Linked DNA regions of Homo sapiens: all the other regions are linked to region 2. Evidence: chromatin contacts called from ENCODE Hi-C or POLR2A ChIA-PET data. All regions are on one chromosome and are shown on one strand. Each heading gives the region's core, a stretch centred on a gene start or an enhancer-like site at or near the end of the contact. The rest is flanking DNA. Distances are from core to core; before and after follow the strand shown. Region 1 holds the start of PTPRA (protein tyrosine phosphatase receptor type A). Region 2 holds the start of FAM110A (family with sequence similarity 110 member A). Region 3 holds the start of DNAAF9 (dynein axonemal assembly factor 9). Region 4 holds the start of DDRGK1 (DDRGK domain containing 1).

Evidence for each region. A loop is a pair of places that touch in the nucleus more often than their neighbours do. ChIA-PET counts read pairs that join two places held with the same protein, here RNA polymerase II (POLR2A). Pooled maps may share reads with other maps.
Region 1: a loop to region 2 is called in a pooled map, with 10 times the contacts of the local background. The contact joins the promoter of PTPRA here to the promoter of FAM110A in region 2. A Hi-C loop is called at or near these places in 1 of 168 maps with a recorded cell type or tissue (CD4-positive, alpha-beta T cell) and 4 of 50 pooled maps.
Region 3: a loop to region 2 is called in a pooled map, with 5 times the contacts of the local background. The contact joins the promoter of DNAAF9 here to the promoter of FAM110A in region 2. A Hi-C loop is called at or near these places in 1 of 168 maps with a recorded cell type or tissue (naive thymus-derived CD4-positive, alpha-beta T cell) and 5 of 50 pooled maps. POLR2A ChIA-PET finds 5 or more read pairs at or near these places in 1 of 52 experiments (PC-3).
Region 4: a pooled map shows a loop between it and region 2 (7-fold over the local background). The contact joins the promoter of DDRGK1 here to the promoter of FAM110A in region 2. A Hi-C loop is called at or near these places in 1 of 168 maps with a recorded cell type or tissue (naive thymus-derived CD4-positive, alpha-beta T cell) and 5 of 50 pooled maps. POLR2A ChIA-PET finds 5 or more read pairs at or near these places in 1 of 52 experiments (activated naive CD4-positive, alpha-beta T cell).

The regions. Positions count from the first base shown.
Region 1 is chr20:2,869,390-2,876,308 of GRCh38, forward strand. PTPRA (protein tyrosine phosphatase receptor type A) reads left to right here and starts at 4,092. Exons shown (of 24, transcript NM_001385305.1): 1 at 4,092-4,371. RefSeq lists enhancers at 2,208-2,839, 2,840-3,469, 3,470-4,101, 4,102-4,731 and silencers at 3,216-3,355, 3,976-4,045, 4,226-4,275, 4,286-4,565.
Region 2 is chr20:829,876-837,009 of GRCh38, forward strand. FAM110A (family with sequence similarity 110 member A) reads left to right here and starts at 3,840. Exons shown (of 2, transcript NM_001042353.3): 1 at 3,840-4,076. RefSeq lists a silencer at 4,091-4,240 and an enhancer at 5,757-5,856.
Region 3 is chr20:3,404,402-3,411,702 of GRCh38, forward strand. DNAAF9 (dynein axonemal assembly factor 9) reads right to left here and starts at 3,268. Exons shown (of 37, transcript NM_001009984.3): 1 at 3,074-3,268. The coding sequence starts at 3,156. RefSeq lists silencers at 2,932-3,011, 3,072-3,311, 3,352-3,601 and enhancers at 3,592-3,791, 4,168-4,669.
Region 4 is chr20:3,203,432-3,209,795 of GRCh38, forward strand. It overlaps DDRGK1 (DDRGK domain containing 1), which reads right to left and starts at 1,251. Exons shown (of 9, transcript NM_023935.3): 1 at 1,106-1,251. The coding sequence starts at 1,196. It overlaps ITPA (inosine triphosphatase), which reads left to right and starts at 6,067. Exons shown (of 8, transcript NM_033453.4): 1 at 6,067-6,186. The coding sequence starts at 6,121. RefSeq lists enhancers at 943-1,162, 5,662-6,310, 6,193-6,262.

The sequences.
Region 1 (6,919 bases), core at 2,842-5,341, 2.0 Mb after region 2:
TTTCTAAGTTTTGACAGATGTATAAGCCTATGAATTGTGACATTTAAAAACCAGAACTGGGATTTTCTTTTTTCAAATCCTTGCTTACTCAATTGAAATTAGTGTGAGATGCCTTCTGCCCTGAGCAGTTTGTACAGCAGGCCTATGCCTACATGGGTGGGCAGGGCCAAGTTTCGTCCAATGTATGACGCTAGGATTGGGGCTAGGAACTAGGACTGTGTAGCTGGAGGCAAAGAATCTGGGAACATTTCTTCTTGTATCAGTGGTAGCCAGTGCAGGGAGAATCAGGGCAAAGGCTGGGCGCAGTGGCTCATGCCTGTAATTCCAGCACTTTGGGAGGCTTAGGTGGGTGGATCACCTGGGGTCAGGAGTTTGAGACCAGCCTGGCCAACATGGTGAAACCCTGTCTCTAGTAAAAATACAAAAAAATTAGCTGGGGGTGGTGGCGGGTCCTGTAATCCCAGCTACTTGGGAGGCTGAGGCAGGAGAATCGCTTGATTGCTTGAACCCAGGAGGTGGAGGTTGCAGTGAGCTGAAATGGCGCCATTGCACTCCAGCCTGGGCAATGAGTGAAACTCTGTCTTAAAAATATATATATATATATCGAGCAAAGGCTCCTACAACTCACCTTCTCAGGGTAAGGGGCTGTATGTCCAGTCTCTTAGATACAAAGTTCCAGTGAAAGACTCTTGGGGTTGGCCAGGCGCAGTGGTTCACCCCTGTAATCCCAGCATTTTGGGAGGCTGAGGCAGGCAGATCGCCTGAGGTCAGGAGTTCAAGACCAGCCTGGCCAACATGGTGAAACCCTGTCTCTACTAAAAATACAAAATTAGCCAGGCGTGGTGGCGCATGCCTGTAATCCCAGCTACTCGGGAGGCTGAGGCAGGAGAATCGCTTGAACCCGGGAGGCAGAGGTTGCAGTGAGCCGAGATCGTGCCATTGCACTCAAGCCTGGGCAACAAGAGCAAAAACTCCGTCTCAAAAAAAAGAAAAAAAAAACTCGGGTTTGAACAGTGTGGCCTGCAAAGGGACTTGGCTCTCATTTACTTCACCTTTCTATCTTATTGCCTTGCTTTATTTTCATTTCAGCATTTAGGAAATTTTCTTGTTCTTTTGTTTATTGTCTGTGTTCCTATCCAGAATGTAAGCTCCTGAGAGCAGAGGCCTCTTCTGTCCTCTTCTGTCTTATTCCCTGCTGTGTCCAGCACATGGTCTGCACTCAATAAGTATTTGTTGCGAGAATGACTCATTGTTCCATTTACTAGAAGGGGAAAGGAGGCCCCGAGAGGGGAAATGACTTGCCTAAAGAAACAGGAGTCCTTTCCCCCCATCCTCCAGCTCTCCTGATCCTCTCCTTTGCTCATAAACCCTGTGACTGTTGGGGCACCTGTGGGGTGGCTGCGAAATGCCTACCTGTAGGTATGTGCTCCTGTGGGTTGGGACTAATGCAGGACTAGGAGTAGGAGGGCTCTGCAGTCCCCCATTTGGGTAGGCTTGGGCACAGGAAACTGCCTCCTTTCCCTTCCTCAGTTCTCTTCTCTTCCAGGATAACCCTTTACTCTGTGATGATGATGGGCGAGGGAGCTCAGGACACTCTGGGAGCCAAGTAGGATGGAGGGCTGGGCAGGTCTCTACAGGCAGGCAGCTGAGGAGGGGGCTCTGTCTTCTTCCAATGGAAACAGCATCTGTGTGGTTGCTGAGCTGAACCCTCCTTCCCAGGGTCTCCAGGGTCTGTAGTTCTCCTTGGTCTGTAGTTCTGTCACCCCTGTGCACACCCCACAAATGCTTTGACCATAGTGCAGCTGTCTCATGGGGAGAGAAAGAACTTTCATTTCCTGAGAATGGGTTACTTGCCAAGCTGAACATGCCTAATTCTCAATACAGCCCTGGGAAGTTCCAGGAAGAGTTGCAGAGGGAGGCTCAGGTCACCCAGCACATGGTGGGGCTGGAAACCCCGGGCTCTTTGACTACCACGCCCAACAACAATTTTTCCAAGTGTGGTCATATCCAAAAGGGGTCCTTCAGATAATCTCAAAGATGAACACTTACTGCAATCACTATTTCAGTTATATTAAAAATATAAGTAGCATGTCAACCCCTTCTAGGGTAATACAAATAAAAAGTAAAAAAAAACTAATCAACAAAAAGAAACATATTAAGAAATAATAGTGTAAATTAGATATAAGGCAAAAGTAAGCTGGTGGGGTTTGGTTCTAGAGCATAGGGCTGCTATCCCAGCTACTGAGGTACCTCCTGCGTTTGCAGTCATTACTTGTTAGGGGTTTTCACACTTTGACTTCCTGCTTTTCACTTTTCCATTCGGTGTTGCGGGATAGATTGAGTTTGGACTTAAGGGGATATGTGAATGTTGGGCGTGGGGAAGGATCCACCCTCACTGGGGTCTGAGCGTTAGGAGAGTAGGCGTGTGGACTCTGGGCCTTTGGGCTGGAGTGTCTATTGGTCAGAGGTGTCGGGTTCGGCCATTTCACCCTCACCTCTAGGCTGGCCCTGCTGAGAGGGAGAGAGAGTCACAACTCCCACTCAAGGAGAGACTTCCCTGCTGGGGAGGGGACGGCCTGAGGCCCGCCCCACCCATATTCCCAGGCCCTGGCTCTGGTTAGCATGGACTAACTTATTCCACAATACGGAGGAGTGGGGCACAGAGTCCCTAACTGGCGCCCCAACAGAAGGCGGTGGTGGGGACCGGAGATGGTAGGACTGGAGATGGTAGGGGCTGCTGATGTGAGCCCACAATACGGAGGAGTGGGGCACAGAGTCCCTAACTGGCGCCCCAACAGAAGGCGGTGGTGGGGACCGGAGATGGTAGGACTGGAGATGGTGGGGGCTGCTGGGAGCCCCTTTTGCGCCGCAGTGTTTCCTGCCATGAAGAGTTGCCGCCGGTCACAACCCTTCCCCGGGGGCGCCCCGAATGTGGGACTCCTTCCGGCCTGGGGTGCGTGAGGGGGACTCAGGGGTTGCCCGGTCTGGAGGAGAGACTCGCCGCCACCTACCCCGGGAACCGCAGACTCTGGGTCTGGGATAAAGCGTCCCCTACCCGCAAGCTCGGTTTGTGCGCTACTGTGCAATCTGTCTTTTGCCTGCAGACGCCCAGCCGCTCGCCCTGCGCGGGTCTCGGAATGTCCAGGGGTCCCTACTGGGGATCACAACCCGGCGAAATGTCGCATTTGCCACCACCTATCTCGACTGCGTAATCGGCTTTCAGCCGCAGACGCTCAGGTCCTGCAGCACCCGCGGGGATCCGTGTAGGAACCTGCTGCCGCTGGATGGACTGAGCGATTGCTTCGCGGGTGTCACGCACCAGACGCCGTGCCGGGAGCGCCGGGAAGGGGGTACGCGCCCCAACCCCGGCCGGGGGAGGGCGCACTCTGGCTCCTCTCTGCGTTTTGAGCCTCCCCTCCCCCGCCAGGCGTATCGCAAAAGGCACCTCCATCGCAGAGCACCATGTGTTGTGCTTCTACTCAGCTCGGTGGCGAGCGGGGCCCCAGCATGCGCATCTGGAAAGCGGGGGAGATTACCCTGGAGCTCGGGTGGGGACGGCGTGGGCTGACTTGATATAAGACGACACCCACGGAGCCAGATCCGTTCTAGGGACTTGGCAGGTTCCTCTCCCTCCCCAGTGAGATCCGTCGTTCTTTGCAGCAATTAGGGGAGGGAAAAAAAAGACCCACAGTATCACGTTTGGAGAGGGTTAGGAAGATGGCTCTCGAGTTGCAGGCCGCCCTGGTGGCTAGACATTGGTGTAGTTTGTGCCTGGCCTCGGTTTCCTGATCTGTAAACTGGGAAGAAGGCCCAAGTCATGAGGCCTGTGACTGTAGAATGGCTGAAGGCACTGGTGCACTCGCAGCCGGTCCTTCCGGGGTCCAGCTTCCCGAAGGACTGGGCAGCCCCGGGGCGAACCCCTCTGGAGCTACCAGGAGAACGTGCGACCGGGTTCGGCGCCCCAGCCGGCAAGTGAGCGCCCAGCGGAGCGCAAGGGCGGGGCCCGCGCGGGCCGGAGACGCCCGTTCGCTGTCGGCCAACCAGCGCCTGTCTCTGAACAGCCAATGAACACGCGTCTTACAGCCAAGGCCGGGTCGGGAGCGAGGCTGCGGCGAGTGCGGCGCTGACAGAGACGCGCGCGCGCGCGATCGCGCTCGGACCCCGGCCGCTGCCGCCATCACTGTCGCCCGCCCAGTCGCCCCTCAGCCGCTTCCCCTCGCCATGGAGGCGAGGCCGCCGCCGCCGCCGCGGGGCTCGGAGCCGCGGGCCGGGCGGCGGCCCTGAGGGCTAGTGGCGGCCCGAAACGCCGCCGCGGAGCCGAGGCGGAGCCGCTGTCCTCGTCCCCAGCGGTCCCGCCCAACGCCCGACTCTGTGAGTGTTCGCGGCCGCTGCGCCCGGGTGGGCTCCGGAAGGGGGAGCGGCTCCCGGGGGCGGTGGGAGGGGTCCCGGGCCACAGCCCAGAGCCCGGAGCCCGAAGCCCTAAGCCATCTTTTCCGGGTAGAAGCCTGCGGGCGCCTGCAGGTTGATTGTGCATCCTTGCGGGTCCGTCGCGGGGAGGGGGTCCCCGGAAACGTGCCGGCCCGAGTGCCGACCCCTCGCGACTGCCCAGGAACTTTGCATGCGTCCTTCTGGGACCAGGCCAGGGCACTGCCAGAGTTGATTCTCAGAGAAGAAACTTAGAACGGCGAGAACAGAATTTGCTCAGGTCCATTTAATGGGAGGAAAGAGGAAAACTCTTGGCATGAGAAAATTTGCTTTTGCAGTGACCAACTTTTCTTTCCCTTCAAGTCCACCTCCCTCGGTCCCCCGGCCCGTCTCCCAGGCCCCTCTCCTTGCCGCCCTCTCCCAACTGTTGAGGCTGTTTAAGAAGGGAAATAAGGGCTGAGAGCTGCCCAGAATTCAGAATAGGCCAATTGAGAACGCAGGTCCCCTCCCTTTTTACTTTCGGTAAATAAAAAATTTTTTTTGAAAAAATTAGTTACTAATTATATCTCCTGAAGATTAAAAAAAAAAAATAGCAGAGCAGAGTCCTGTCTTGAGGGTTTCGTTTTTATTTTTGAGATCACTGATGATATTTGTAAGACAGGAAAAGAAGAATGTGCAAATCCACCCTCTGCAGGGTGAACGCCATCAGAAGCCTTTGCTCAGGAGAGGGATTCCGGCTCTAGAACCAGTCCACATCACCCTGGAGATGGCTTCGTTTGCCACCTGCTAGCTGTGCAGGCAGCCTGAGAAACAGAAGATGGTGGGCGAGAGGAGGACTGACTAGGAAAGGGCGAACATCTTCCTGCCTGGCCACTCCTTTCAGAAACAGATCTGATGCTGTCACTTGTTTACTTAAAAACTCCCTCGCTTTTCTTTTTCCCATGGGATGAATGAAGCCTAAAATGCCTTATCAGGTCATACAAAGCCCTTGACAATCTTGCCTCAATTTACTCCTTTACTTTTAGCCTAATCGGATCCTCCAATTCTCCTTCCCCTCATCCCGCTTGCTGGCTAGTATTCAGAGCTGCTTGACTGCCCCCTCACATGTTGGGATGTTTTTGTTTTATGTGATCCTCTTTCTTCCCCACCTTTACCTGCCAAGCTCCACTTTTTCTTTTAAAGTTCTTCTCATTTGAGAAGCTTCTTGCGGGCAGGAGCTGTGTCTTGCCCACCTTTCTATCTCCCGTGGTGGGAGAATCCTCCAAGTTGTCTTGTAGATTCTTTCCAATCTCTTCTCTCTTATGCCTAGGCTCTGTTTATTTCCCGGTATCCACTTCCCAAGAGATTTTTTCGTGTTTTGAAGGCCTGCTTGGAGTACATGCCCAGGACTTTTAGTATTTCTGATTCCCGGCTTCCCCATGTCCATCCCACCCAGCCCCCATAAGCAGTCAGCAGGTGGGAACTGGTAGGTCCCATATCCCACTGGCCTCCAAAAAACTGTCTCTGAAAGACTAAAAGCCCTTCAGTCTCTTTTCACCTCTGCCTGCTCAAAGTGACCTGGCTGATACCGTGCATTGTAAGGCATGGTGGGATCCCGGGGCCTGTTCTCTGTTTAGCCACTTAACATCTGGGTGAAATACAGAACCAGAAAAACCACCCCTCTGACTTCAGTACATTCATGTGTCTTCCCTTTGCCAGGTGAATTGCTTGGGATACAAAAGTGAGGAAGTCAGTCCTTAACCTTTGAGGAACTCAGAGTCTAATGTAGGACAGGTGGATATAAATACATCACAGGTGCTATAAGATTGTGATAATAATAATAGCTATTTTTTATTTGCCTTGTGACAAGCTATGTAATGTTTTCCATGAATTCCCTCAGTCTTTTCAACAGTCATAAAAGGGCTTATTCCTACTCTACAGGGTTGGAAACTGAGGCCAAACAGTGGGCAAATGAGGGAATAGTCAAGATTTGAATTTTGGCCGTGTATTTGCAGAGCCTCTGCCAGGCTGTGTAGGGAGCATCCCCTGCCTGGGTGATTTGGGAAAGCTTTCCTGGGACGGGGGGGCCTTCGGATCATGAAGGATGCATAGGAGTTTGCGCGTGGTGGACTGCACACATAGGCAAGAGGGAGCAGCACAAGCAAACTTGGTGGTGGAAGGAATCCACTGTCCTTGGGGAGGAGGGAAGAGGTTAATCATAGCTGGATCAGGTAAGGACAATGGAGAGCTACTAGAGGATTTAAAGGAGGTCAGGGACTTGGGCTGAAAGAATTTTGGAAAGATCATTTGGGGGCAATATAGGGCCAAATGCAGATGCCCCTGCAATATAGGAGGCACTGGTTGGGTCTGACAGAGGTAGAGTCACAGCCTCTTAGACCCAGAGGAAGGTGTAGAGAGAATCCTGCTCAATTTTGGGAAAAGATAATTAATGCAGATGAGAGAAAAATTCAAAAGTTCTAGCAATACAAAAGAGTATATAGAGAAAAATGTCCCT
Region 2 (7,134 bases), core at 2,590-5,089:
GGGGTTGGTGTGAGCAGTTTGGGCATCTTGCTAAAAGGACCTTAACATTTACTTTGGGTTTAGTGGGATATATTTATATTGTTTCCAGTCACTTTTGTGAAAAATTATTACTAACTGACCTGGTATTGAAATGGCTTCCAGGAATATATCCATACCGAGCATACTGAGCTGACTCAACTTGTCGTGGCATCAAGATTCAGGATCAGAGGTTATATCTCAAGATATATGAATGGTCCTACAGCACTCAGTTCCACAAGACTGTGAAGGAGAGGTTTGAATGTATACACGGAGCCAGCAGCTAGTTTATGGAAAGTATTACAGATGTGTTTGAGACAGGCAGCTAATAAAAAGAATGTTATTTTTCTGCGTTTTGTAACGTTTGTGCAATTTCTCTTTTTTTTTTTTTTTTTTTTGGAGACAAGGTCTTGCTCTGTCATCTAGGCTGGAATGCAGTGGTGAAATCATGGCTTACTGCAGCCTCAACCTCCTGGTCTCAAGCAATCCTCCCTCTCAGCCTCCTGAGTAGCTGGGACTATAGGCACGTGCCACCATGCCTGACTAATTTCTTTTTTCCTTTTTTTTTTTTTTTTTTGAGACGGAGTCTCACTGTCGTCCAGCTTGGAGTGCAGTGGCACAATCTTGACTCACTGCAACCTCTGCCTCCCAGATTCAAGTGATTCTCCTGGCTGAGCCTCCCAAGTAGCTGGGATTACAGGTGCCCACTACCACGTCCAGCTAATTTTTTGTATTTTTAGTAGAGATGAGGTTCTGCCATGTTGTCTAGATTGGTCTCAAACTCCTGAGCTCAGGTGATCCACCAGCCTCGGCCTCCCAAAGTGCTAGGATTACAGGTATGAGCCACCATGCCTGGCCAGCTAATTTCTTTTTAAAATTTTTTTGTAGAGCTGGGGATCTCGCTTTGTTGCCCAGGCTGGTCTGAAGCCCCTGGGCTCAGGCACTCCTTCCACCTCGACCTCCCAAAGTGGTGGGATTACAGGCATGAGCCACCTTATTGTGGTTTCTTGTCTCTTTCTAACCAAATCTTCACTTTATTACTTAATTTCATATCTGTAATTTTTTCTTAAAGAGGTCTCCCTAGGGCTGGACGTGGTGGCTCACGCCTGTAATCCCAGCACTTTGGGAGGCCGAGGTGGGTGGATCGCCTGAGGTCAGGAGTTCAAGACCAGCCTGACCAACATACTGAAACCCTGTCTCTACTAAAAATACAAAAAATTAGCGGGTATGGTGGCGGGCACCTGTAATCCCAGCTACTCAGGAGGCTAAGACAGGAAAATCACTTGAACTTGGGAGGCAGAGGTTGCAGGGAGCTGAGATCGTGCCATTGCATTCCAGCCTGGGCGATAAGAGTGAAACTCTGTCTCAAAAAAAAAAAAAAAAAAAAAAAAAGAAGTCTCCCTAGGCTGAAGCTACCTGCTCAATCTTCTCTTGTGTCTTATAGGATCACAGGATCCCCCTTGCCTTACCTCACTGTTACTCCCAAACAGTTCTCACATGTTTACAAGGGAATGTAACAGAGTGGATCAGAGAATTCATTCTGGATCCAGACCGACCTTAGTTTTCTCATCTATATAATGGGAATAATAGCAGGATCTCTCGCCTTAGATAGTCATGAAGTCCAATGAGATGATGTGTATAAAGCCCTAACACAATGTAGCAGAGGGCACAGGGCCAGGATTGATATTTAGCTGGTCCTCACGGATACAGCAGACTCCCTGTTTATGACAGTGGTTGGCTCTGATTTGGTTGGTGTCCATGCCAGAGTGTACAATCATTATTAGCTATTGATATATTATTAGCTCCCTCCCCTGCCCACCCAGGGGTTTACGCAGTAAGTTCTCAATTATTGGCAATCCAAACAAAGAATAAAAGACACCAGCTGGAATGAAACAGAGAAGCTGGTTCCAAATTGAGCAATTCAGACTGACTGCTATAAAATTTCCTCACCTTAAAGGCCCTTAGAGTTAATTCATTCTAATCCCCCTAAAAATATACTTTTTTGACATGTTCAAGTATTGGAAATTTGGAAAATTCACAAAAACACAAAGAAGAAATTAACTGCTGTGATTATAGATGATTATACACATATACATATGTATTTAATACATATTTATGCTGTACATAGTGTTTTGAAGCATACTGTACTTCAAAAAAATTTGGGAGGGGTGCATTGGCTTATGCCTGTAATCCTAGAAATTCAGGAGGCCAAAGCAGGAGGATCACTTGAGGCCAGGAGTTCTAGACTGGCCTGGGGCAACATAGCGAGACCCGTAGCTTGACATGGTGATGCGGGCCTGTAGTCTTAGTTACTCTGGAGGCTGAGGTGTGAGGATTGCTTCAACCTAGGTTACAGTGAGCTATGATTGCACCACTGCACTCCACCCTGGGCAACAGAGCTAGACCCTGTCTCTAAAAAACATAAATAAACCAATGTTTAATACTTAGCATTTCCCCCTATCTTTAAATATCTTCTAGCTACTTCACTTTTATTTTTATCTTTTTGAGATGATCTCTTGCCCAGGTTGGGGTGCAGTGGCATGATCTCAGCTTACTGCATCCCCCACATCCCAGGTTCAATCTATTCTCCTGCCTCAGCCTCCTGAGTAGCTGGGATTACAGGCATGTGGCACCACGCCTGGCTAATTTTTGTATTTTTAGTAGAGACGAGGTTTCACCACGTTGGCCAGGCTGGTCTTGAACTCCTGACTTCAGGTGATCTGGTCGCCTCAGCCTCCCAAAGTGCTGGGATTACAGGTGTGAGCCACTGCTCCTGGTAGCTACTTCACTTTTAATGGCTGCATAATATTCCTCATCAGAAAGTGGGAAAAATTAGGCTAGGTGGCGTGGCTCATGCCTGTAATCCTAGTACTTTGGGAGGCTGAGTTGGTAGAATTGCTAGAGCTCAGGAGTTTAAGATCAGTCTGGGCAACATGGCAAAACCCCATCCCTACAAAAAATACAGAAAATACCGGGTGTGGTGGTGCACACCTGTAGTCCCAGCTACTTGGGAGGCTGAGGTGGGAAGATTGCTTGACCCCAGGAGATTGAGGCTGCTGTGAGCTGAGATCCTGCCACTGCACTCCAGCCTGGGCGACAGAGTGAGACTCCATCTCAAAAAAAAAAAAAAAAAAAGAAAAGAAAAAGATAAAGAAATAAATAAAGTGTTAATAATTAAAAGTACTTTTAGAGGGTTATGTCATAAGCCTTGACAAGACTTGTTCTGTAAAGCTACCCGGCATGCAAAAAGCTCAATTAAGTTAGCTCCTCCACAGGATGGAATTATATAACCAATCCCTTTCAAGAGGCATTGAAGTTGTTTCCATTATTTTGCTATGATGAATAAGGCTGAGCAATATTAATCTTTGCTCATATCTTTGGTCATTTCCTTTGTAAATTTCGGGACTGCTGGGTATGCACATTTTAAAATTAACTCACTCATCATCATGCAGTTAGGAGAACAGAGAAAGGAAGGGGCTTGCACCGGGTCACATAGGGAGTTAGCGTCAAAGTCAGGACTAGGAACCAGCCAGGGCCCTCTAACTGGAGCTCTTCCAGCTGGGGTCCTAGAGGAAGTCCCAGCTGGCCGCGGGAGGGAGGAGGAGGAAGGGAAAGAACCAGGCGCCGGGGCTGAAGCGGCGGCAGGAAGAAGGTGGGGCCGGCTGGGAGGAGCGGGCGGAGCTGCTGAGCAGCGCCTCTCCTTCGGGCGGGGGAAGCTAAGCGGTCGCCTGGCAACCCTGGCGGCGCGCCGTTCGAACGGAAGCGAGGAACCAATCAGGAAGTCCGGGGCGAACCATTCTGGTGTGAAGGGGGGCGGCGTGCTCACTTCCCCTTCCACGGCGCCCCAGGGACTTTCCCTGCGGTGGGGGCCTTCGACAGTGAGGGCCACCCGCTCAGCTCGACCGCGGAGGGCAGCTCCAAAGGGGACCCCAAAGGTGCCCACGCGGGGCTGGGGCCTCCTGGGCGTCGTTGGGAGCGGCCACTACCGGCCCGGGTCCGAGCTGTCAGCCTCTCCAAAGCCTGCGCGAGAGGAGCCGGGACACGCCTAGCGCGGGCTCCAGGTGAGGGCGCGGGTGGGTCCGGGTGCGACCCCGGGTCTGGGGGCCCCGTTCCCCGAGCGTCTGCTGTCTGCTTTCTCCCCGCGTCGTACCTGCGTGTCATTTCACAGATGAGGACTCTGAGGCTCAGAGAGGCAAGTGTCCCGGCCCGGCGAGCTCTGGCGGAGAATCCAGTTCAAGTCTTTCTGCCCCACCTCGCAGCCCCCTAGTCTAGTCACATCTGGACTTGCCTTGAGAGGCCCAGACGGGCAACTGGTAGTCATTTTCCCAGCGTTTTATCGGCAGGGACCTGTAGACCCCTGGCTGGATCACATATCCCCGCGCCCCACACTGTCCTCGGGATACCCCCTTTGGGCGTCTGTCTTTCCTTCTCCGCAGTCCGGGGTTGGACTCGGCTCATTTGGCGCCTTTCTGTCTACGGGGACAGAGGACCACTCTTTGGGGATCGGACGGGACTGACATTTCTGGGCTGGATGCAGGGGCAGCAGATTCTCCAGCCCCCAGAGCCGCTGCTGGCCTCTTGGGAATCATCCCCAGTTTGGGGAAGGGAATAGAGCCAGTCCCTAAACCAAAGCCACTAGTCACCAGAGACTTTGGAATTGGGAGTGGGGCCGGAATCCCCCCAGGTGGAGCAGCTGACCTAGGCCAGACCCTGCTGTGTCTCCTGGGGACACCCCCTGCCCCCTAGGTTGCTATTGTCAGTCTCCTTTTGTAGGTGGGGAAACGGAGGTTCTAAGAAGTTAAGCCCCTTTTCGAAGTCACAGTCAGACAATGCAGTGGTTAGCTCCTAGTCCCTCTGGCTTCAATCTTAGAATCCTTGACACACAGAATCATGCATTTTGAGAGTCTTCAATCTCTTCATAAGGGAGTTACATATCCTCTCTCCTCTGGAGCCTGCCCCTGGCTTTGGGGGACAGGATCTCCGAGGACTCAGAAAGAAAACAAGGCTTTCTTTTATTCTTTCAACAAATATTATTTATTGACTTCATAAGCCCTGCTCTGGTTCTTGCATGTTTTGGTTTTTTTACTTATTAGCAAATGTATCATCTTCTCCCACTGTGATGCAAGGCAGGGGCTGAGGCAATTGAGCCAGTGCAAAATTTAGGGATGCCCAAAACCTCAGTAATCAAGACTGAAACTAACGTTCATGGACCATTTGTGTGTTCTGCAGGCAGGAGGTTAACTCACACAGCCTTCATGAAGTGCAGTCCTCCCATCTCTCTCTCTCTCTCTCTCTCTCTCTCTCTCTCTCTATATATATATATACACACACACATATATACACACACACATATATGTATATATATGTATGTGTGTATATATGTATATATGTGTATATATATGCATATTTATAAATCATGAAACCACTGCCCTGTCCCTGAGTTGCTCTGTGACATTGAGTAAGTTTCTTCAGTCTCTGGGCTGAGCTAAGAAGTCATGATGGTGCACTCAGGCCTGGGCAGAGGGCAGTCTAGGATAGGAAGTGGGCTTGGCTGTGGATCTGCCTCCCCCTCCCCTTTCTAATCCTGCGTGCCAGGCCCTTCCCCAAGACCTTGCATGTGTTATCTTCCATTCTGTCCTCACTGCAAAATCCTTCATCCCCATTTTGCAACCTCAAGTGCAGACCTAGGCCTAGAAGATCAACTTGGTATCAGTGGGCCTAGATGTCCACATCCACACCCATTCCACAGCCTACTCCCTTCTCCCTTCCTAATGTTAGTGCAAGGCCACCCTGAGCAAGGCTGACTCCTGGGCAGGCCAGGGCACCAGCGTCTGGGAGGCCTCCAGAAATAGCTCAGGGCCTGGTGTGGCTCTGGAGGTGGCCCAGCTGGGTGTCCCTGACCTGGACAGCTGGGCTGAAATTGAGCTGGGGCTGCCCTGCTGGCTGGCCCCTTGCCACTGCCTGGAGCCTTCCCAATCTCCTCTGGGGCAGGCAAGGGCCTCCCCAAATCTAGGCCAGGCTTCTGCTGAAGGGAAAGAAAGAAGCAGGTGGGAGGAAGGGGGCGGGTTGGGTGTAGAATGTCATGAAAATTATAACCTTTGGAAACCACACCTCCCACCCCCTCACCAAAGAATAAAAATCACTAACACCTCTTGAGCATTTACTATGTTCTAAGTACTTTACAAGTATGAACTCATTTAATTCCCTCAACTCTGTGATATAAGGTAATTACTGCTGTTCTTATTTCCATCTTGCAGAGGGGAAACTGAGCACAAGAGAGGTTTAATAATTTGCATAAGATAACCTAGAGGTGGAGTTTGAACCCAGAGAGTCTGGCTCTAAATTTTACATTTTTTGGGGGGGGGGGTGGGGTGGGGCAGTGAATGAATTAAAATGTATATAAAATAAAATTTACCATTGTAACCACTTTTAAGTATACAGTTCAGTGGCATTAAGTACATTCCCCATTGCCTCTCCCCCCAGTGCCTGGCAATCACCATTCTACTTTCTGTTTGAGTGAATTTGACTACTTTGGGTACCTCTAGGTATTATAAATGGAATCATAACAGTATTTGTCTTGTTGTGTCTGGCTTATTTCACTTAGCATAATGCCTTTAAGTTTCACCCATGTTGTTGTATGTGTTAGAATTTTCTTTTTTATGGCGGAATAATCTATTCTAATATTCTATGTATATGCCACATTCTGTTTATCCATTCATTCCTTGATGGACACTTGGATTGCTTTTGGCTGTTGTGACTAATGCTGCTTTGAGCATGAATGTACAAATATCTGTTTGAGTTCCTGTTTTTAATTGTTTTGGGTATACACTCAGAAGTGGAATTGCTGGGTGATCCTATGGCAATTCTGTTTAATTTTTTGAGGAACTACTTTACTGTGTTTCACAGTGACTGCACCATTTTATGTGTCCATCAGCAGTGCACAAAGTGCTAATTTCTCAACATCTTCACCAACACTTGTTATTTTCTGTTTGTATTTTTTTTTTGGTAATGGCCATCTTCAGGGGTGTGATGTGGTGTCTCATTGTGGTTTTAATTTACATTTCCCTAATGACTAATGGTGTTGAGCATCTTTTCCTGTGCCTGTTGGCCATTTGTTAT
Region 3 (7,301 bases), core at 2,018-4,517, 2.6 Mb after region 2:
CTCCCACCTCAGAGGTAGGAAACCATTTTCTCTCAGAACTTGGAAGACACTGCTACACTGCCTTTTCTTCTTCTAGTGTTCTTAATACTAATAAATGGCAACTCCATTCTTTCAATAGCTGAGGCAAAAACCGACTAGGCCTTCTTGTATTATTGTTCTTTCGGCCGTATTTCTTCCTCAGTACTTATGACTCACTATTCTATATTATGATTTCTACTGTTACTGTCTCTTCCCCTTTACAAAAGAGTTATTTGAGGGCAGGGGACTGCTGTATTTATCTGACTCTACAGCACCTAACAGAGTACTTGTTGCATAATTTATATAAATAAACAGTGAAATTTAAACTATTAAAGAAGTTTCAAGCAGGAACAGATCGCTCTACAGAAAAACATTTTGAAGTAGAAAGTATCTTTCAGCTAGATTTCCACTGGTTCCTTAGCATTGATCCAGATAGGTTAGTTTATACCTTGGTAATAAGTCCAAAATCCCGGTGGTGTTTCACTTCTTGCTCAACCTACCTGTCAAGCATAGGTCACCTGGAAGCTAGCTCTGGGGCCTTGACTGATGGGTGGCTGCCATTTGCAGCCCCAACAGCTACCATGACAGAAGGAAAGAGAATGGAAAACTACACAACAGAAATTTGTACCATGAAAGGCTACACAGTATTCCCACGCATTTCACTGACCAAAAGCAACTCTTAAGGCCATACCTAACTTCAAAGAAGCAAGCAAGTAAAATTCTACTACATGCTCAAGAGACAGAAACCAAAAATACCTGGTAAGACTGATGACTATCACATGCTTAAAGAGAAGCCTCTCATTCTGAGTAACAATATTTTAATTCTTGATCTCCATTCTCCATCTGTGAAAATGAACTACCGTGCTAGAACCATACACTTGCAGAGTACTATCTATGGGTCTTAGGAATGTCACTTCACCAGTTAGGTTTGCCCCTTCCATCACTCAGCAGTCAGCAGCAAAGCCATATATGGGTGACAGGAAAGTGCTAGTAACATTCAATGTCAAGAGTAAGGGAAAGGCTTGAATGGGCAAGAAAAGCACGTTCAATCATGTAGAAGTGGGGAAAGGAGGGAAGCCTTCAGCAAATTTCTTTCACCAAAGGTATTGGGGGCAGCTAGGCCTTGGGGTTCCTTGCACTATTCCTTGTCTGAAATCAAATTTTATTCAAACCACTTGATAGAAGATTTGGAGTTCGGGTATGATCAGTAAAGTGAGCCAGCATACTTCTTTGAACATAGAATCACTACCTTTAAAAGAATAAATAAAAAGCACATGGCCATGCTACTAAAAACAAGAAAGGCAGCATTTAAGAGACAGATTCTAAGGTAGAGATGATTTTTTTCCCCCTAAAGATCTCAACAGACTCAAATCCAAATTCCTAAGCTCAAGATGATCTGGGATAAACCTCAAGTCCACACAGAGCCTAGATTTAACGGATGGCTGTTCTAAAGTATCCTATGCAATGTCTATACAAGTTCAAATACTTTCTGCTTCAGACAGTGAAACTGGCAGAAATGTTGCAAAGGATTGGAGATGCGTTACTATAAGCAGTTAAACTTGGAACTGTAAAGCCCACAAGGAATTACACTGAAGGGCAGAGCAGGAGTTCAAAAATGTCACCTGACAGATTCGAAGCAATTTAGGACTCCTAAATGCAATGTTTCATTGGTATCTACCCCCCACCTTCTCTATCCTTTATTTGTTCAACAAACATATACTGGATTCTGGGTTGTGGAAAGGAATGCAGGGAAGTAAAAAAGAAACAGGTTTCTAAGAATCAGTTTCTTGTTCTCCAATAATTTGGTCTAGTTAAAGCAAACAAACAACCCCAAAAATCAGATCAGCAAGCAAAGTTAAAACATATGCCTTAAGTACCATAACAAGAATATAAGAAAACTGTTTTAACATGTAGATTGGCAACCTCCTTTCAAGGGAACAATATATTTGCTTTGCTATGTGGCTAGAATAAGAAAAAGCAAACAACAACAAAACCCTCTCCTGTTTTAATGACAGTTTAGCAGTACCAAAGCTCATCGCTCGCATTCCCCCTCTCCCTCTCCTTCTCAAAGGTCTCTGCTGCAACCCCTCCATCATTCCAACCTCCACACTGCGCCGGCGCCCCACACCAGCTCCATCACAAACAATGCCCAGACCAACAAGATCAGCACCAAACGCATAGGGCACAGAAATCGGAAACGGATCTTCCTATATCTAAAGGGGGCGGGGAACGCTCCCCACGATCACCCCCTCCCCATACTGAGGTAGCTTGGGACTGTGTCTCTACGGTAAGGGGCCTGGCGTCCGCCGCTTTCGGAGGTTCTAGGCCTCTTTCCCCTATTTATCCAGTTTTTCCTCCTGCGTCCCTAATACCTCTACTTCCTCCCAACCCGAGCTCCCTATTGTGGAGTGAGGGGGCGTCGCGATGCAGGCTGAGGCAGGGGGAGCTGGGGAAACGCGCGACAGGGGAGATGCTGTCATTATGTACGTAGGGGGCGGGGGACACTCTTTAAGGAAGCCGTTGTCAAGGGCAAAGGCTCTAGAGACCCACGGGAGGGGGCTTTCTAGGTAATCCATTTGGGGGTTCTACACGAGGGAGCTATTGTGTGTGTGGAGGTGTGAGGTCTGTAGAGTAGCAGTTTCTGAGGGAAACATTCCCTGGGGAAGGCGAGTGAGTTATTCATAGGGAAGCCTCTGTGGGGTTCTGTGTAGAAGAATCCTTCCTGGGAGAAACGTTCTATGGGGGTGAGGACGTCATAACAGTGTCTTCACAGGGAATCGCTGTCCCTAGGGAAGCCATTGTGGGGAAACCGTTGCAGGGTTGTCTGTGGGGGAGCCATTGTGGGGAAACCGTTGCGGGGTTGTCCAAAGGGGAGCCATTGTGGGGCCTCTACAGAGGGCGCCGTTCCTGGGAAAAATTCCTCCCTGAGCCGTTCAGCAAAGAACCGTCCCGAGGAAGCCATGTCGGACCACGCCCTGCGGCGGGAGGCGTCGCCGGACCCCGACAGCCCGCATCCCCCGCCCGGCCGCCCCTCGGCTGCCTCTGCCCCGCGTACCTGACGGAGGGTGACCCGCGGCTGGAGCCGCCAGGGGACCGAGCGCGGGGCAGCCCCTGCCGGCGCGGGGGGTACACGTCCATGGCGGCGGACGACTGGCGGCGGAGGAGGACGGTGCAGCTGCGAGGGTCTCAGTTGCCCGCAGGGCGGCTCCACGCTAGCTGCGGCCGGGCGGGGCGGCAGGGCGTGCCGGGTGGGAGGGGGCGCGGCGCGCGGGCCCGGCGGGGGCGGGGGCGGGGGCGTGGAGGGGGCGCGCGCACCGAGAGCGGATGGGGGCGTTGGGAGCGGCTGGAGTTGGGGGTCGGCGCACGGCCACAGGGACCCCACTTCTTAAGCTGCGAGGCCGCCGGACCGGATGTTGGGAGCGCGTGTCCGCAGGGTGAGGGTTGCCACAGCGCCGCCCGGCCTCGTCCTCAAGCCCGGCATCATAGAGCGGGGCTCTGCGCGGCGCCCCCCGGCCACGCACACGGACGCGCCCGGGGGCGGAGCCTCTCCCAGCCCGGCCCCGCCCCTCCGCCTCTGCCCGCCCCGCCCCGCCCGACCAGCCCCGGCCTCCAGCGAAGTCTTCCGCTCCGGCGTCAGGATCCAGCGCACCTCCCCAGTACCCAGCGCACCTCCCCAGTACCCGGCTCGCTTCCCTGTTCTCCGGAACGGTGTCTTCCCGCTTCCTGGTCATCAATTCCGCACCCACCCTTCAAACATCCAATAGATTCCTAGCCGGCCTCGGGTTAGCGCAGCAGTGCGCACCCAGCCCTGCGCAGGGCATGAGCGTTAGAGGCGCACAGGATCCCAGAAGACCCCTAACCTTTACTGTTAAGATCCTAGCTCTACCGGTTTCTGCAGGGACATGTACAAGAAACTTGGGAAATACTGCACTGATAGTTGCCAGGAGTCCTGTATATACAGGACGTATTTAATGATTATTGGCCTGCGTCCTTCGTTGACCTCGTCGGAATGCCTTAAATGTCCTGTATTCATCTTTTTACACTAAATTGCAATAATTAGAGCTATTTTTCTCCCACAGTAATTGGTGCTAGATCACTTAAATTACAACACTGGCTGAAAATCCTTCCTACACTAATGAAGATTTGGACAATCCCTATGGTGTCTCCTTCAGGTTTGGCTGAGGGAAGACCAGAAGGGAGTAGGAATTTAAAGTGCTCGTCTTTCATATTCAAGAAAGGAAAATACTTTTTTAGCTCAAGTCCGGAGTCGTGAACAAATAACCACCATTATTTAGAGATAACTTCTCGTCGGTGCAGCAGCTCTGAAAATCAGCCAATCAGCGATAGCCTCACTCCGGTAACTATGCTTCTTAGTAAATCAATGACAACCCCACGCTTCTGAAAGTCAGCCAATCAGTGACCGCTCTAAGCCTCCGACAATAGCCAATCAACAAGTGCCTGACACCAGCGACCAGGCTTCCGAAAGTCAGTGGGTACTCAGCTGCCGCACTCCACTTCTGATTCGGAAAGACAGCCAATCCCTGAAGGCGAATATTTCCAAAACCATTTTTTTTTCTTTCCCAGACTGAGTCTCATTCTGTCGCCCAGGCTGGAGTGCAGTGGCGCGATCTCGGCTCACTGCAACCTCTGCCTCCCGGTTCAAGCGATTCTCCTACCTCAGCCTACCGAGTAGCTGGGATTACAGGCTCCCGCCACCACGCCTGGCTCATTTTTGTATTTTTAGTAGAGACGGGTTTTGCCATGTTGGCCAGACTGGTCTCAAACTCCTGACCTCAGTTGATCCGCCTGCCTTGGCCTCCCAAAGTGCTGGGATTACAGGCCTGAGCCATCGCGCCCGGCCTTTTTTTTCTTTTTCTCCTTTTTTTTTGGAGACAGAGTCGCACTCTGTTGCTCAGGCTGGAGTGCAGTGGCGTGATCTCAGATCACTGCAACCTCTGCCTCCTGGTTCAAGCGATTCTTGTGCCTCAGCTTCCCAAGTAGCTGGGATTACAGGCCTGTGCCACCAAGCCTGGCTAATTTTTTGTATTTTTAGTAGAGACAGAGTTTCGCCATGTTGGCCAGGCTGGTCTTGAACTCCTGGCCTCAAGTGAATCGCCAGCCTTGGCCTCCCAAAGTGCTGGTATTACAGGCGTGAGCCGCGCCCGGCCTTCAAAACCTTTTATAAGATCAGCTCTGGCTTTGTTCAGAGAGGCTGTACCTTACAAGTACCGCTCTCCCTTGCAAGCAGAGAAGAAATTCACTTTTTTTTTGCATCAGATATTGAGTTCAATTTATTGTTTTGTCCGAGTTCAAAGTTCACAGCTCAAGATTCAATTCCCAGTTACTATTTGGTATGAGTTTGGACTTATGACAGACGCTATGACACCGTCATGAGATTTATCAAATACAACTCTTTCAATTCTTTCTATGCTTGCAGTGATCAATTTTTTAGCTCAAGTCCAGAGTCATGAACAAGTAACCACCATTATTTAGAGATAACTTCCCATCGGTGCAAAAGCTCTGAAAATCAGCTCTAAAAACAATTCAACGGGGCTACACGTGGTGGTGCACGCCTGCAGTCCCAGCAATTTGGGAGACTAAGACAAGTGGATTTCTTGAGCCCAAGAGTTTGAGACCAGCCTGGGCAACGTGGCAAAACCTCATCTCTCTGTCTCTCTCTCTCTATATATATATAGTTTATTTATAAAAATATATATTTATATTATAATTTATGTATACAAATATATTTCATATATGCACACACACACAAATTGGCCAGGCATAGTGGCATGTGTCTGTAGTCGCAGCTATTCAGGAGACTGAGATGGGAGGATCGCTTGAGCCTGGGAGGTCTAGGATGCAGTGAGTTAAGATCAGGCCACTGCACTCCAGCATGGGGGACTGAGTGAGACCCTGTCTCAAAAAAAAAAAAAAAAATCAATGAGTATAGGCACAGATTTGTGCAACCACCACCACAATCAATTTTAGAACATTTTTATCACTCCAACAGGAAAATCCTGTACCTATTAGCAGTCATTCCTCCATTTCTTCCCAACCACCCCAGCCCTAGGCAACCACTAACCTTTTAATTTGCCTATTCTGGACATTTCATGTTATCAGCATCATTCAATATATGGTTTTTCATGACTGGCTTCTTCCATTTAGCATAATGTTTATAAGGTTCATCCATGTTGCAGCATGTATCAGAATTTTGTTCCTTTTCATGGTTGAATATTATTACATTGAATGGATATACCACATCTTGCTTATCCATTTATCTGTTAATGAACAGTCAGATTGTTTCCACTGTTTTGCTATGTTTTGTAGCTAATGCTATTATTAACATTTGTGTACAAGTTTTTTTGTGGACACACAGTTTGTTTCCTTGGCGATCTAGGAGTGGGTTTCTGGATCACATGGTAACTCTACGTTTAACCTTTTGAGGAACTGCCAAACGGTTTTCCAAAGTGGCTGCACCATTTATATTCTCACCAGCATCATATGTGGGTTCTAATTTTTCCATATCTTCCCTAATACTCATTATCTTTTTCACTATAGCCATTTTAGAGGGTATGAAGTGGTATCTCATTGTGGTTTTGGCTTATATTTCCTGATAGCTAATGATGTCAAGCATCTCTTCATGTGCTTATTAGCCATTTGGACCTCCTCCTTTTTTTTTTTTTTTTTTTTTTTTTGAGACGGAGTTTCACTCTTGTTGCCCAGGCTGGAGTGCAATGGCATGATCTCAGCTCAACGCAACCTCTGCCTCCCGGGTTCAAGCGATTCTCCTGCCTCAGCCTCCCGAGTAGCTGGGATTACAGGCATGCGCCACCGCGCCCAGCTAATTTTGTATTTTTAGTAGAGACGGGGTTTCTCCATGTTGGTCAGGCTGATCTCAAACTCCCGACCTCAGGTGATCTGCCCACCTCAGCCTCACAAAGTGCTGGGATTACAGGCATGAGCCGCCGTGCCTGGCCTATACCTCTTCTTTGGAGGAATGTCTGCTCGAATTTTTTGACCATTTTTACTTGGTTACTTGTCCTTTTATTATGTTGTGGTAGCTCTTTATATAGTCTAGATATAAGTACCTTATCAGAAATACAATTTGCAAAAATTTTATCCCATTCTGTGGGTTGTCTTTTCACATTCTTGATATTGTTGTTTGAAACACAAAACTTTAAAATTTTAATGATATCCAGTTTATCAATTTTTTTCTTTTGTTGCTTGTGCTCTATGTGTCATAACTAGGAAACTATTGCCTAATCCAAAGTCATGAAGACGTA
Region 4 (6,364 bases), core at 1-2,500, 2.4 Mb after region 2:
AAATGACAATGCTGCCTATAAGCCCAGCCCGGCCCATGGCAGGAGGAGCGGCAGCCCGGAAGCCTCACCTCCTCTGCTTAGCGGCCTGCTGCCCACAGCACAAGGCCCCGACTTCTCAGTCTGACTGGCAAGGCCTTTTCCACCAGGCCCACAGCTTGGTCCCAGGCGGGGGCTCAGCCCTTCCCTCGGGCCTGTGTGAATACTCCTCTCCCCTCCCGGCTCCACCTTTCCAGCTGGCCTGTCAGGAGGCCCCTATCCTGATGTCCCCAGCTCTCATCGAGTACCCCCTGCAGGAATCCACTGATTTCTCGCCTAACACCACCTGTGGTTTTATCTGGCTCCCCAGCCAGAGAGTACACTTCCCGGCGGTGGCCGAGCCTCCCCCGGGAAGACCTGCTGGATCTCCGCCTTCCCTCAGCGTGTCCCTTCCGCTCCTGGGAGCGCGCAGGTGCTCAGAGGTAGCTTGTGGGCCCAGGGAGCAGGAAAACACATATACAAACCCGCCCGCTGACCAGAAATGGGGGGAAAGAGGGAGGATGGGTGTATCTGTTCTGTGCCCTGGCCAATGACATGGCCTTCTGATCGGGGAGCGGATTGGGGAGGGAGAGTGGGCCCTCTCCTTGGCGGGAAGGGAGAGAGCTTCAGGAATTTCCTGGAGCCGCCTCGCGCTTCTCCAGCTCGTGGGGGACAGGCAGAAAATATTCAGATGCCCCCTTCCTGGCACCTGCTCTGGAGCCAGGCTGGGAGGAATGGAAAACCCCTGCGGCCTCCCTAACAGGTGCAGAGGGAAAGGGCCCCGACGGTGACGGATGGGAGTGTGCGCCGGCCAGGGCCTCAGGCCTTTGGAGGTATGGAGTTCCCGGGGGTGAAGAGAGGGATGAGGCCAGACTCTGGCTTGGAGTCGAGAGAAAGGGGTAGCGGCGCGGCCACCGATTCCAGGTAGGGCACTGCGGAAGCCCCACCCGGCACACGACTAGCGCACGGACGCGCATGCGTCCCGCCCGCCCAGGTGCGCACGCGCAGGAGCCGCGGCGCGACGGTCCACAAAGGCTCAGAAGGCCAGAAAACCCGGTACCACCAACCCTGGTGCAGCGGCATCTCCTACCTGATGCCGCCCGGCCCCGGCTGCGAGTCAGGAAGAGGATAAAGCCGACTAGCAGAGCCGCCGCTACCAAGTACCACACAGGCGCCACCATGACGAGGGCCTCAGTGCAGAACCACTGCGTCCACCCTGAGGCCGGGATCTCATAGGCCCCGCCCCTATTTCCCAATCTAGACTCCGCCCACTACTCGGAGCCCCGCCCAGCGGCACATCACAGAGAGGCTTTAATGTCAGACATTAAAATGAGTTTGGGGGGTGTAAAGAAACCCACAATGTTAAGAGGAAATTATAGCAGACGGTATGTCCAGTAGAAAACATCTATGTATGTTTTTTTTTTTTGAGACGGAGTCTCTGTCGCACAGGCTGGAGTGCGGTGGTGCGATCTCGGCTCACTGCAACCTCCACCTCCCAGGTTCAAGCGATTCTCCTGCCTCAGACTCCCGAGTAGCTGGGATTACAGGCGCCCGCCACCACGCCCGGCTAATTTTTGTATTTTTAGTAGAGATGGGGGTTTCACCGTGTTGGCCAGGCTGGTCTCGAACTCCTGACCTTGTGATCCACCCACCTTGGCCTCCCAAAGTGCTGGGATTACAGGCGTGAGCCACCGCGCCCGGACTATATATGTTTTAAAAATCACTAAACAATCCCACATAGTGTTTATGGAAACAACCGTGGAAAAAGTACGAAAAGAGGCTTGGGACTGATGCACACCAACTTCAGGATAGCGATTACCTCTAGGAGGAGGGAAGCGGGTTGGGGTTTTGCTGTATCTGTGACACTGAATTTCTTTCTTTCTTTCTTTCTTTTGAGGGGAAGGGGAGGGGAGGGGAGGGCAGTACTGGAATTTATTAAGCTTTTTGTATACATGATAACAGAAGTAAAGATTTATTTCAGGAGCCAGGCACAGAGGCTCGTCTGTTAACCCAATACTTTGGGAAGTCTAGGTAGAGGTGAGCCTAGGAGTTCAAGACCAGCCTGGGCAACATGATGAAACCCTGTCTCTACAAAATACAAAAATTAGCCAGGTGTGGTGGCATGCACCTGTGATTCCAGGTACTTGGGAAGATGAGGTGGGAAGATCACCTGAGCCCAGGGAGGTCGAGGCTGCAGTGAGCCATGATCATGCCAGTGCACTCCAGCCTGGGTGATAGAGTGAGACCCTGTCTCAGAAAATAAAAATAAATAAAAATAAATTCAGGACCAATGAACAATGGTGAGAAAGGGATTTGAAAAAATACGGGCCAGATGAGGTGGCTCTCCCCTGTAATCCTAGCACTTTGGGAGGCCGAGGTGGGCGGATCACTTCAGGTCAAGTGTTCAAAACCAGCCTAGCTGACGTGATGAAATCCTGTCTCTACTAAAAATACAAACAATGAGTGGGGCGTGGTGGCACATGCCTGTAATCCCAGCTACTCGGGAGGCTGAGGCAGGAGAATCACTTGAACCCAGGGGGCGGACGTTGCAGTGAGCCAAGATTGCACCACTGCACACCAGCCTGAGCGACAGAGCAAGACTCTGTCTCAAAAAAAAAAAAAAAAGAAAGAAAGAAAGAAAAAGAAAAAGAAAAAATATGGGCTGGGCGAGGTGGCTCACACCTGTAATCCCAGCACTTTGGGAGGCTGAGGTGGGTGGATCACCTGAACTCAGGAGTTTGAGACCAGCCTGACAAACACAGTGAAACCCTGTCTCTACTAAAAATACAAAATTAGCTTGGCGTGGTGGTGGGTGCCTGTAATCCCAGCTACTTGGGAGGCTGAGGCAGGAGAATCTCTCGAAGCCGGGAGGCAGAGGTTGCAGTGAGCCGAGATCACACTATTGCACTCCAGCCTGGGCAACAGAGTGAGACTCAGTCTCAAAAAAAAAAAAAAAAAAAAAAAAGCTGGGCACCGTGGCTCACGCCTACAATCCCAACCAACACTTTGGGAGGTCGAGGTGGGTGGATCACCTGAGGTCGGGAATTTGAGACCAGCCTGACCAACATGGAGAAACCCCATCTCTACTAAAAATACAAAATTAGCCGGGTGTGGTGGCTCATGCCCATAATCCCAGCACTTCGGGAGGCTGAGGCAGGCGGATCACGAGGTCAGGAGATCAAAACCATCCTGGCTAACACGGTGAAACCCCGTCTCTACTAAAAATACAAAAAAATTAGCCAGGCGTGGTGGTGGGCGCCTGTAGTCCCAGCTACTTGGGAGGCTGAGGCAGGAGAATGGTGGGGACCCGGGAGGCGGAGCTTGCAGTGAGCTGAGATCGCGCCACTGCACTCCAGCCTGGGCGACAGAGTGAGACTGTCTCAAAAAAAAAAAAAAAAGAAGAAGAAAGATACAAAAATTAACCAGGCATGGTGGTGCATGCCTGGAGTCCCAGCTACTCAGGAGGCTGAGGTGGGAGAACTGCTCGAACCCAATATGCAGAGGTTGCAGTGAGCCGGGACCACACCACTGTACTTCAGCCTGGGCAACAGAGCAAGACTCCATCTCAAAAAAAATAAATAAATAAAAGAATGAAAAAGAAAGTTATCTATGGACTTGTAATTATAGATGTCAGTTGTGATCTTTTTGTTTGTTGGTTTTTTGAGACAGGGTCTCACTCACATCACCCAGGCTAGAGTACAGTGGCACTCTTGGCTCACTGCAGCCTCGACTTCCCAGGCTCAGGTGATCCTCCCACCTCAGCCTCCTAAACAGCTGTGACTACAGGTGTGTGCCCCCAAGCCCAACTAATTTTTTGTATTTTTTGTAGAGACTGGGTTTCACCATGTTGTCTAGGCTTGTCTTGAACTCCTGGGATCAAGTGATCCACTGTGCCCAAGCTAGTTATCTTACATTACAGAACACCTACTATGTACCAGGAGCTGGGATTTAAGAATGAGAGGTGAGGCTGGGCACCGTGGCTCAAGCCTGTAATCTCAGCACTTTGGGAGGCTGAGGTGGAGGGATCTCCTGAGGTCAGGAGTTTGAGACCAGCCTGGTCAATATGGTGAAACCCCACCTCTACTAAAAGTACAAAAATTCACTGGGTGTGGTGGTGCATGTCTGTAATCCCAGCTACTCAGGAGGCTGAGGCAGGAGAATCCCTTGAACCCGGGAGTCGGAGGTTGAAGTGAGCCGAGATCGTGCCACTGCACTCAAGCCTGGGCGACAAGAGCAAGACTCCATCTCAAAACAACAACAACAACAACAACAAAACACAGTGGCTGATGCCTGTAATCCCAGCACTTAGGGAGGCCGAGGTGGGCATATCACGACGTCAGGAGTTCGAGACCAGCCTGGCCAACATGGTGAAACCCCGTCTCTACTAAAAATGCAGAAATTAGCTGGGCGTCGTGGGGGGTGCTTGTAGTCCCAGCTACTCAGGAGGCTGAGGCAGGAGAATCGCTTCAACCCAGGAGACAGAGGTTGCAGTGAGCCAAGATCATGCCATTGCACTCCAGGCCAGGTGACTAGAGCAAGACTCCGTCTCAAAAAAAAAAAAAAAAAAGAAAAAGAGAGGTGAGCAAAAACAGATATGGTTTTTACCATTAGGATTTTTAGAAGAGAAAACAGAATCACACAAATGAATATCTATTTGCAGTGCAGAGGTCAGTGCTATGCAAGCAGATGAAAGGGAGCTCAGGGAAGGTTTTCCTGAGCTGGGGCTTGAGCTGGCTAAGATCCAAGAAAGGCATCCATGTAAGGTGGGCTGTTTTTCTTCTTTTCAGGCTCCTCGGGGTAACTGATGTCCCCCAAGCCCTCCTCTGCCCCCAAATCCCCATGGCCACTCCTCTAGGGACTCTGCATAATGGTTAGTGTTTCTACTTCAATAAAAGAAAACAGGTCACCACCCAAAGCAGTGGTTCCCACACATTTTTTTTCTTTTTCAGACGCAGTTTTGCTCTTGTTGCCCAGGCTGGAGTCCGATGGCACGATCTCCGCTCACTGCAACCCCCACCTCCCGAATTCAGGCGATTCTCCTGAATCCTGAATTCTCTGAACTGGGATTACAGGCATGCACCACCATGCCCAGCTAATTTTGTACTTTTTGGTAGAGATGGGGTTTCTCCATGTTGGTCAGGCTGGTTTCAAACTCCTGACCTCGGGTGATCCACTCGCCTCAGCCTCCCAAAGTGCTGGGATTACAGGCGTGAGCCACCGGGCTTTCCCACACTTTGATGAGCATCAGAATGGCCTGAGGAGCTTGGTAAGAACTCAGACTCCCTCCCTTTCTTGTCCATGGGCAGAAGTGGCCATTCAAGAGGTACTGACACAGGGGTCCAGGCGGGGGGCAGAGGGCTGAGTCTCTGGAGGAGGGAGGTCAGATGACTTGCTGCAAAGAGAGTATCAGCAGAGGTTCAGCAGACCCACCTTTGAGAGGGCACTTCCTACTTTCTGTTGTGTTTGGAATGCAAAGATCTGGCTGAAACGGTGGCCACGGAGAAGGGGTGATAGATTTGAGAGGCTGGAGGGATGAGGAAGTGAGGAACTCTACATACTGAGCTCTCAAGCCTAGGAGTGAAAACGGGTGAGAAGTTTGGGCTTGTTTTAGGCTATGCCGAGTTTAAGTTCACAGTCGAGTGGATCATAGCTGGCGGGTAAGGCTGAAGGTGAGATCAGGATGAGGGTTTGGAAGCCCTTGCCTAGAAGGAGGCAGTTTTTTGAGACAGCATAGGAGAGCGCAAACCTCCAGGGTCACAGGGCTGCAGTCTTCTCCTTTCGGAGACCCCATTGCAGAGAAGAGCGAAAGCAGGGGCGGGGTGGGGGTGGGAGTGGTCTCTTCCGGTTCTTGAAGATAGCGTCCCTTAGGCAGGAGGGGTGGGTCACTCAGTCTCCAGGCTCGGGAGGCCCCCAGCAAATCGGACGCTGTGGGCTAGGCCGCCACCGCGAGCCCACTCGCCCGATACGCGCCTTGGGGTCCGGGTCGGCTTTCCCCGGGACCCCTGGCCGGAAACTGAGCCGTTCACTTCCGCCACCAGCCGGAAGTTTTCTGTCACTGGACGCCAAGGAGTTTTCGGTGGCTCAGCTGGGTAACCGGGGATCACCATGGCGGCCTCATTGGTGGGGAAGAAGATCGTGTTTGTAACGGGGAACGCCAAGAAGCTGGAGGAGGTGCCGGGAGGGTGTTGGGGGCTAACTGGGAGGCGGCTGGGAATAGGGCGGAGAAGGGGCTTCCGGGAGGAGGGAAGCACGTGGGAGGAGGCATGGAGAGAGAACAGAATTCAGCCCGGAAGAATGGGTCCTGACCCGGCTGTGTGGAAAAGCTGGGGCGCAAGAAGGGAGTGGCTGC